Linked DNA regions of Homo sapiens: regions 1 and 2 are each linked to region 3. Evidence: chromatin contacts called from ENCODE Hi-C or POLR2A ChIA-PET data. All regions are on one chromosome and are shown on one strand. The core of a region is the stretch at or near the end of the contact, and the rest is flanking DNA. Distances in the headings are between cores, read along the strand shown.

Region 1 (2,700 bases), core at 41-2,540, 360 kb before region 3:
ACTCAAGCTGGAGAAGTATGAATACCACCAGTAGCAAGACACACCTTGAGAGACAGCCCAAGGAATTTTTTGGGAGCAAGACTGGAGTACATTGGACAGAGAATTTCAGAGTCTTGGGTTCCTGAAGAAGGGGATATCATGGGTTCTGGGTGGTAAACCCTCATGGCCTTTCAGATTCCCTGACCAGTGTGAAGAAGTAGAGCTAGAGGAAAACCATAACCCTGGGTCCAGAGCAGAAGCCACTTCTGCCTGGGTCTAAAGGCAGGACTGATTGCAGGAGAAACCCTAGCATTTATATCCTGTCATCCTGAAACCCCACAGTAAGAAAAGTAAGAACTCTTACTCTCCAGAAGTCCCAATCAATTCTGATTACTTCTCATTAGCTCTAAGTGGTCACAAAACAATCTCATTGTGGGCACCAATCACCATGGTCAGAAGGAATGTTATGCAGTATTTGACTTAATGTGGTTATACGCAGTAGCCTGGGGGAAGGGTATGCAGCCCCTGGTCTGAAAAGGGAGGAGGGGTAGATCCCCAGGGAGGTAAGGAGAAAGGATGCTGAGGGGCAATGACTCTTACATGTGCTACTACAGGTAGAAATGAAGCCAGATTGCAGAGCGTTCTGGAGGGAATATCTGAAGCAGCACATGTAAGTCAGGCCATAACAGAAAGGAAAAATATAATTAGAGCAAGGAAACAGGGGCAAGGTATGATGATAGCCTTGCCAGATAGGGGAAACCTGTGCATGTGTGAATGTAGAGGAGAGATTCAAAGTTCAATGTGCGTGTAAGGCTTCTTTGTTAAAATGCAGATTTGGATTCAGCAAGTCTGGTGGCGGGGGCTTGAAATTCCACATGTCTAACAAGCTCCTAGGTGATGCTGCTGGTTCATGACCCTCCCCTTGAGAAGCAAGAATATAGAGAATTAGACAGCAGAGAAAGAATGAGATTGGAGACGTGCCCCCGCAAAAAGAAAAAAAAAGAGATGAAACTAATGATGCTTAGACAGTGCTCCTCTTTGGTCGCATGTGATAAGCCCCTTCCCCAGCAGAGAAGCACAGCCAACATTGAGGAATAACGCAGGGACATTCCAATGTTCTTTTAAGAATCCTAGAAGAATATTCTAAACAAGCTTTCGTCAAGCATGGGCATGGAACAGGAATCCTAAGCCCATTACCTTCTTGTCCTTCCCATGCTGACAGATCCCCTGAAGCGTTCATGTGACAGCTACGCCCACGCCCAGGCTACACGGCATAGAACTTGGATAAGCAGCTGGAAGTTGCTCTGCCATAACAGTCTTAGAGAGAACGTAACTTCCGTGTGTGTGTGTTGGATTAGTTCAACAGTCTAGCAGATAACCACAAAGTTTCAGTCACATTGTTAGTGGTTCCCTCATGACTTATTTTTTAATCAGTTGTATACATAATGAAACTGAGTGAATTAGGGCTTCACACGGTCTTCTTTCTATAAATCAGAAATCTGAAAACCATGTAAATTTGCCAAGTAATGAGGTGTCACCACCTTAGAGTAACAATACTAAAAAAGTACCTCATTAAAATGAGGAAGTAATCATTAGTAAAAATTTATTTCTGCAGTCCTTGACCTGAAACAAAAATTATGTCACATTTTCCATAGATATTGACATCAGCAATGACTTTTCTGAAACATTAAGTGGAGCACTGTCATGAATAACATTTTCAATAAAACTTTTTAATTGAAATTTCAAAATACTTTTAAAAACACATTCAACATCCCCAGTGCCTCAATTTACTGCTGGAAAATAGCATGTTTTTATAAGTATAGGTTGTGTATCCTAAAATTTTTTTCCTTACTATATTATCCTATAGAGTTATTAATTCTCTGGAAATAAAATTTGTCTCATGAGATCTCAAAAACCTGCTAAAATTTGAGTATTTTTTTTTCCTTTACCTCCTCATGGCTCTTCAGTACATTTTATTCTCATTCTACTGTTGTGGAAACAGAAAAGTATAACAGAAATCACAGGATTAGATCTCTGAAAACTTGATTCATTATTGGCTCTGCAAATGAGTTTTTTGTTCTTCTTAATCTATATTGAGTCACTAAACCCACCTCCTTCTATTCCTTCTACTTCTAATGGCAATCCTTCCATTTTCTTTGCCTGGGCTTTCTTGACTAGCTTTTTCTATGATTTTATTTTATTATTTAAAATGTTTTATTTTTAATTTTCGTGGGTACATGATATGTGTATATTTTGGGAGGTACATGAGATGTTTTGATATAGGCATGCAATGTATAACAATATCAGAGTTAAATGGGGTATCCATCCCCTCAGGCATTTATACTTTGTGTTACAAATATCCAATTATACTTTTTAAATTATTTTTAAATGTACAAATAAATTATTATTGACTAGAGTCACCCTGTTGTGCTATCAAATACTAGGCCTTATTCATTCTTTCTATTATTTTTGTAACCATTAACCATCTCCACCTCCCTCTCTCTCCCACTATCCTTCCCAGTCTCTGGTAACCATCCTTCCAGTCTGTTTTTCATTATTTTCTGCTTCTCATCTTTCCTTGTCACATTAGATACCACCTCCTCAGAGATATTTTCTTCATCTCTCTTTGCTAACGAGTTTATTTTCTGTTTCTTTCTTAGAATATCTAGTGCATAAACACAGGTACGTATTCTTTCTTGGTTTTGGTTGAAAGCCAGAGCC
Region 2 (2,700 bases), core at 19-2,518, 410 kb before region 3:
TGAGCAGGTAAACAATTAAGGAAAAAGAAGAAAACAATTAGGGAAAAAATATCACCCTGTGGTTAATGATAGCCTCTAATTCTTTGCTATTCTCATTGAAATTGCCCTTGAATCTAGACCAGCCATTGTGATTTGCTTAACTAATAAGATATAGGAAAACCGCTGTTCACAGATTTCAAAATCTAGAACTATTGCCCTAAGATCGTCACGCTGGAGAGACCATACAAAGGAGCTCTGCTTGTCAGTCCCAGCTAAGCCCTGACTTCTAGTCATCCCCTCCCAAGTGCCAGAAATGAATGGGTACCCATCTTGAACTTTCCAACCACTCCATCTGGAGCCTAAGAACTACAGTCTATATTAGGCCAAGTAGAAGAATCACCCAGAGAATCCCTAACTAGATCTCTCAGCCACCAAATTGTGAAATATAATACAACCATTGTTTTGAGCCACTAAGTTTTGGAGTAGTTTGCTATATAGCAATAGATACTGAAACATGGCCTTTTAAACAAAGAAATGCACACTGAAGCAAATTATTCACATTAAATGTAACCAGATTAAGTTGTGCTACACTTGCTGAACATAATTAAATCAGAAAACACGGTACTCATGAAGATTCAGGGATGAAGTACTCATCCCGTACTGATGAAATTGAAAAGTACTACAGGATTTGAGGGAATGTCTTTGACAATGTGAATCTGACACCAAGTGATCTTATGGCTCCTCACTGTGATGAGTCCCTTCAAGGTGGAAAGTTCCCTAGCGATTTATGTTTATAATTTCATATTATTTTTCTTAAGATGCCCCTGTTGCCAAGTGGTATAAACTTTAGGCCCCGCAAAATAGAATCTGTCCCCAGAAGGTATACAATAATATCATAAAACTCTTCTGGCCCTTCTCAGTAATCAGTATTTTCTTCAAGAAAATAAGAGGAAGGGGACAGCTATGTTTATAAAACTCTTTATCAGAGAATCATATATAATAGAAAAATAAACTGAAAATAACCTAAATGTTTGGTAATGGATGAATAATTAAATAAATTATAAGCTATCAACTTAGGGCATGATGTCACCTTTATAAAAAATGGTTACAAAGTTTCTAACAACATGAGAAATTGTTTATAATGTGACTAAGTGCAAAAGCTAATCTTGAAAGTTTATATAAACTGTGATTACAGTATAAAAATGTATATATTACAGATAAAACTTGGAAGGAATTTTGAAGAAGTGAAAACAATTATGTTGAGGTGATGGTCATGAGACACAACTTTGCTCTTAGTGTTTGTTTTTCAATTCTCATTTCTCATCTAAGTTGCATCCTGTTATAGACAATGGTAAGTGATGCAAGCTTTTTCAGAATTCAGCTTCTACGATCTTATAAGAGACACCCTGTCAAAGCTGTAGCTAAACTAAGGGAATGACTGCCATGCCCAAAGCTCAGGAAGGCAGGCCTGGTTGTAGAGGGCCATGTCCCACTTTGTAAAATGTGGAAAAATAAACATGTCATTAGGAAGGTAAACTCAGACTCTTGGGGAAGTTTGGCCTCTTTCTATTCCTTCTTTTTTTTTTTTTTGTCTCATGAATGGCAAAGTAAAACCCTTAGGAGCCAGAAAGCAAACAGCTGACATCACTGTTCTCCAACCCCGGCTCTGCCATCTTTATTCCCCCGCCCCCACACACACCTTTAAGAAGCCATGTTTAAAGAAAACATTTGCTATTTTAATAATTTTGTGGATATGCTAGAAAGGTAGAGCAGAAACAGCAAGATCTGGAATTTAGGTAAGGTTTGTGGCCAGCGGTTCTCTGATCTGCGGTGACTCCTCACTTGCTGGGAGCCTCCATGTCTCCATCTGTAAAATGAGGGGGTTTCCACCACAGAACTACCCACATCCTATCTTGTCACCGTTATCTGACTCAGTTGTCAAATACGATGGAGTCCATTTGAAAAGCAGAGAATTTGGGAAGCCATGCTGCTCTGAGGGGTTTTTGCCGCTTTTTTTATATCCTAATTTTAGATTATAGAATCTTGGATAATAAAATTTTAAGCAATAAAAAGAAAAGAATTAAAAGGAAAGCCAGGTTCTGACACAGAGATCAGTGATGTCAGAAGGCAGGGAGCCCAGCTTGTCTACTCCACTCCAAACATAGAAAACATGACCACAAAGGAGTACTCCCCTGATGTGTTTGTTCTTTCTAGTTTTCATTAGAAAGAAACACACGAAGAGGCATTTTAATCTGCCCCCATGGCAGATGTGTGAAGAGCCTCACTTAAGGAGGCTTCGCTCCTTTCATGGTACCCTTAAAAGCTTACACCTGATTCACTCAGCTGCTGGCTCAGCCTCAACCTCTTGGCCCATCCATTAGAGATCCAGTGAAAAGCTATTAAGCAAATCCATCTCAGGAATTTTACATTCATGCAAAACATCATTTTGCTGTCTTCTTGCAACAATAAGGAAAGGCTGTCTTTCAACTACGTCTTGGTAATGAGAATTTAAAATTGCCTACCATGTAGTTTCCATTAAAAGCCATCTCAATACTAAAAGAGGATATGATAGCCTTTCACAACTCACACTTCTCCTAGTTTTATGCCTAAATCAATTGCAATCAAAAGGCAGTTTTAAAAATAGAGCATGTTACTTCAGCCTCCTAACAAAATTGCCTTTATAGAGTGATGGCTTAACACTACTTCCTTGAATTTTTTCTC
Region 3 (2,700 bases), core at 32-2,531:
AGTCATTAATTCTAAATCCTCAGCTTCTTAGTCACCGCCTCTCCCCTCTGTGGGCTCATCAGAGACCCAACAGAGAAGCAATTGATTCTTCTCTGTCTCCCACAGTGATGAGAATAGACATGATGGAGAGCATATGAGGACATAAGCCCTTTTACCACAGAATTTACATTCTAGAAGGAGTGACAGATGTTACGCAATTACATAAGTATGAAATATAAATGAAAAGGGATAAATGCTGTGATGCAGAAGCTCCTGGTTCTATGAGAGTGTATTGTAAAGAAACTGATGCACACAGAGAGACAAGTAAGGGGAGAAAAGGGGGAGGAAGAGGGGATGGAGACAGAGAACAACTCAGGCGAGAGCCTGAAGCAGGAGGCGCGTGATGAGTTCAGGGAACTGAAAGAAGAAAATGGCATAGCACCAGGATGCTTGGACCTGTGGCCCTAGATGACCTGGGGGGCCCTTGTCCTGAGAACAATGAAGGGCCATTCACAAGGTTTAAGTCTCCAGATATTTTAATTCCTTCCATTCAGGAGCATGTCTTCCTCAACGAGAGATAGCCATGTCAGGGTAGCCCAGTCATTTTTTTGTGTTCACCTTACTGGTCTTCTGCTATAGTTTGTTACCTGGACACTGTAGCGGCTGTCCACTTTCTGTAGTGTATGTGTTCTCCCTAATACGACTCTTCCTTTCTCCTGGATCTATACACCGCTGACACTTCATCTTCCTAAAGTGCAATTTGCATCACATCACTCTCCTCAGAAACTTTCAGAGGCAAATTCAGGATGGAAGGTAAATTCAAGCACTCCTCTGTTTTTTCTGTTCCTATACCATCTGTCACCCTCACCAGCAGCTCTACTCTTCCCAGAATGAATCTTCTACTTCACCCAAATTGAGTATTTTTTCCCACCATCACACAAATGCTCATGGCATGCCTCCTTCTTGAAATGATCTTGCTTTCTTCCTACCCTAGTCTTAATCATCCATTAGAACAGCACCTGAGTCCCACATCTCTAGAAGCTTCCACAGCCAGTGCAGTTTACATTTATTTCTCTCTCTGGATCTGAGAGCTCTTGTTACCTCTGTTCTTCATATTTGTAAGTGGTCATAAATGAATGCACACTCTTGTGATATTCTGTAACTGTTTAGATAGGTTTATCGTGCTTCTATCAAGGACACAAGTTTTTTCTTATCAGAAGCCACATGTTCTATATTACTCATAGCTCTTAGTTGAAGGGTAAACTTCAGGGAAGAGGACAGCAGTCATTCAAGGATCTACACATAAACACTGTAGAATGAGCCATTCTATTTCATGAGCAACAATGACATCTAGTGGCTGACAGGTTGCATAGCTTCTTCTGACTTTAATAATCGGACAAGGCATTCAGAAAGAGAATATTACAGAATAATTAATGAACCCAAGTTATTCCCACCAACTACACTGCTTATGAAGGTATTTCAAATATGGATTTATGTGTTCTGGCTGCCCAAATGCTTCCCCCATCCTCCTGTGGTCCAACGACCCACAAACTACTGGTAAGAGGTCCCTGCCTGTGCTCCTTGCAAACCGCAACTTCCCTTTCCCGTAGGAAGATCACCAGAAATTTTCATGGAGATTATGCGATTTTCAACTTTCTGCTTCCTGTGAAGATAGAGGTTTATGTGGATAAATATTTATTTTGGAAAGAAAGTATGTAATTGAGTAGGAAACTTGAGATGATAAATATGATAACCAGAGTAGAAACGCACTTGAAAGCCAAATGAGAGAAAGTCAGTGTGGCGTAGAGGAAGTCTGTGGGCTTTGGCTTCTGAGGGACTTGGGATCGGATGCCAGGTCTTCCCATAAAGTCACGTGATCGTTATGACAGACTGACGTCTCTGGGGCGCCATCTTCGCATCCCAAACATTGAAGGCGACATATATACAGCCTACCGGGCAGCTTTGGGGAGGATTCGATACAATCCTATATAGTAAGATTTCGGCCTGGAGTAGGTAGCCCATAAATAATAGCTATTCCTATGGTTTTACATTTTACTGGAAATAATTGTCCTCCTCTTTCCAATTTGATATTTTTTAAAACCAAAAACCTGTTTTTTTATCTGAAATTGTCAATAACTCATTCTGATCTTCATTTAAATTACCTCGTTGCTTCTGATTTCAGATGTTTATGCTGGAAAATAATGAGGTTGAGGAAAATATCTCAAATCTCTGAAAATGACCCAGGAATTCTAATCTGCCATAGACCTCAAAATCTGAATAATAATGAAGGGTGTAGAAGAACTGGAGCAGACTATAATTATTGTTATATATAGCAGTTGAAAAAGTAACCCTTTTAACTCAAGGAACCTGGCTTTGTGGAGGGAGAAAACAGGCCTAGGAATAAATATGTAAACAAATTATCGCAAGAAAATATTGTGAAGTCCTGATTTGTGTGGCCTCCCTGTGGGCAGCACGGGAATCCACAATCACCCTTATAAAATGTTTCCTTAGAAAACATCATCTTGGCCTTCTAAGCTTTACCTGAACCTAAGGTAAAGGAAGAGCTTGTTTCAAAAGTTTACTTTTTTGCTTATTATTTGGAATGTAGCAAACATTTTTCTTATATTAAGTATTATTATATACAATGGTTTATTTCACAGCCAATCCCACAGATTAATGCCAAAGACAGGCTTCAATTACATAACTCCACAAATAGGACTG

What was found. A loop is a pair of places that touch in the nucleus more often than their neighbours do. ChIA-PET counts read pairs that join two places held with the same protein, here RNA polymerase II (POLR2A). Pooled maps may share reads with other maps.
Region 1: a map with no recorded cell type shows a loop between it and region 3 (9-fold over the local background). The contact joins two enhancer-like sites. A Hi-C loop is called at or near these places in 1 of 168 maps with a recorded cell type or tissue (endothelial cell of umbilical vein), 2 of 37 single-sample maps with no recorded cell type and 3 of 50 pooled maps.
Region 2: a loop to region 3 is called in a pooled map, with 4 times the contacts of the local background. The contact joins two enhancer-like sites. A Hi-C loop is called at or near these places in 1 of 168 maps with a recorded cell type or tissue (CD14-positive monocyte) and 3 of 50 pooled maps. POLR2A ChIA-PET finds 5 or more read pairs at or near these places in 2 of 52 experiments (PC-9 and activated CD4-positive, alpha-beta T cell).

The regions. Positions count from the first base shown.
Region 1 is chr7:20,237,566-20,240,265 of GRCh38, forward strand. No RefSeq gene overlaps it. Among named protein-coding and RNA genes, the nearest start is that of GIRGL, 21 kb to the left of the region's middle. Within about 2 kb of position 1,291, at least 5 of the 41 ENCODE cell types and tissues checked have a DNase peak (open chromatin) inside an H3K27ac peak, as active enhancers do.
Region 2 is chr7:20,192,228-20,194,927 of GRCh38, forward strand. All of the region lies in intron 1 of MACC1 (MET transcriptional regulator MACC1), which reads right to left. Among named protein-coding and RNA genes, the nearest start is that of MACC1, 24 kb to the right of the region's middle. Within about 2 kb of position 1,269, at least 5 of the 41 ENCODE cell types and tissues checked have a DNase peak (open chromatin) inside an H3K27ac peak, as active enhancers do.
Region 3 is chr7:20,597,395-20,600,094 of GRCh38, forward strand. No RefSeq gene overlaps it. Among named protein-coding and RNA genes, the nearest start is that of ABCB5, 17 kb to the right of the region's middle. Within about 2 kb of position 1,282, at least 2 of the 41 ENCODE cell types and tissues checked have a DNase peak (open chromatin) inside an H3K27ac peak, as active enhancers do.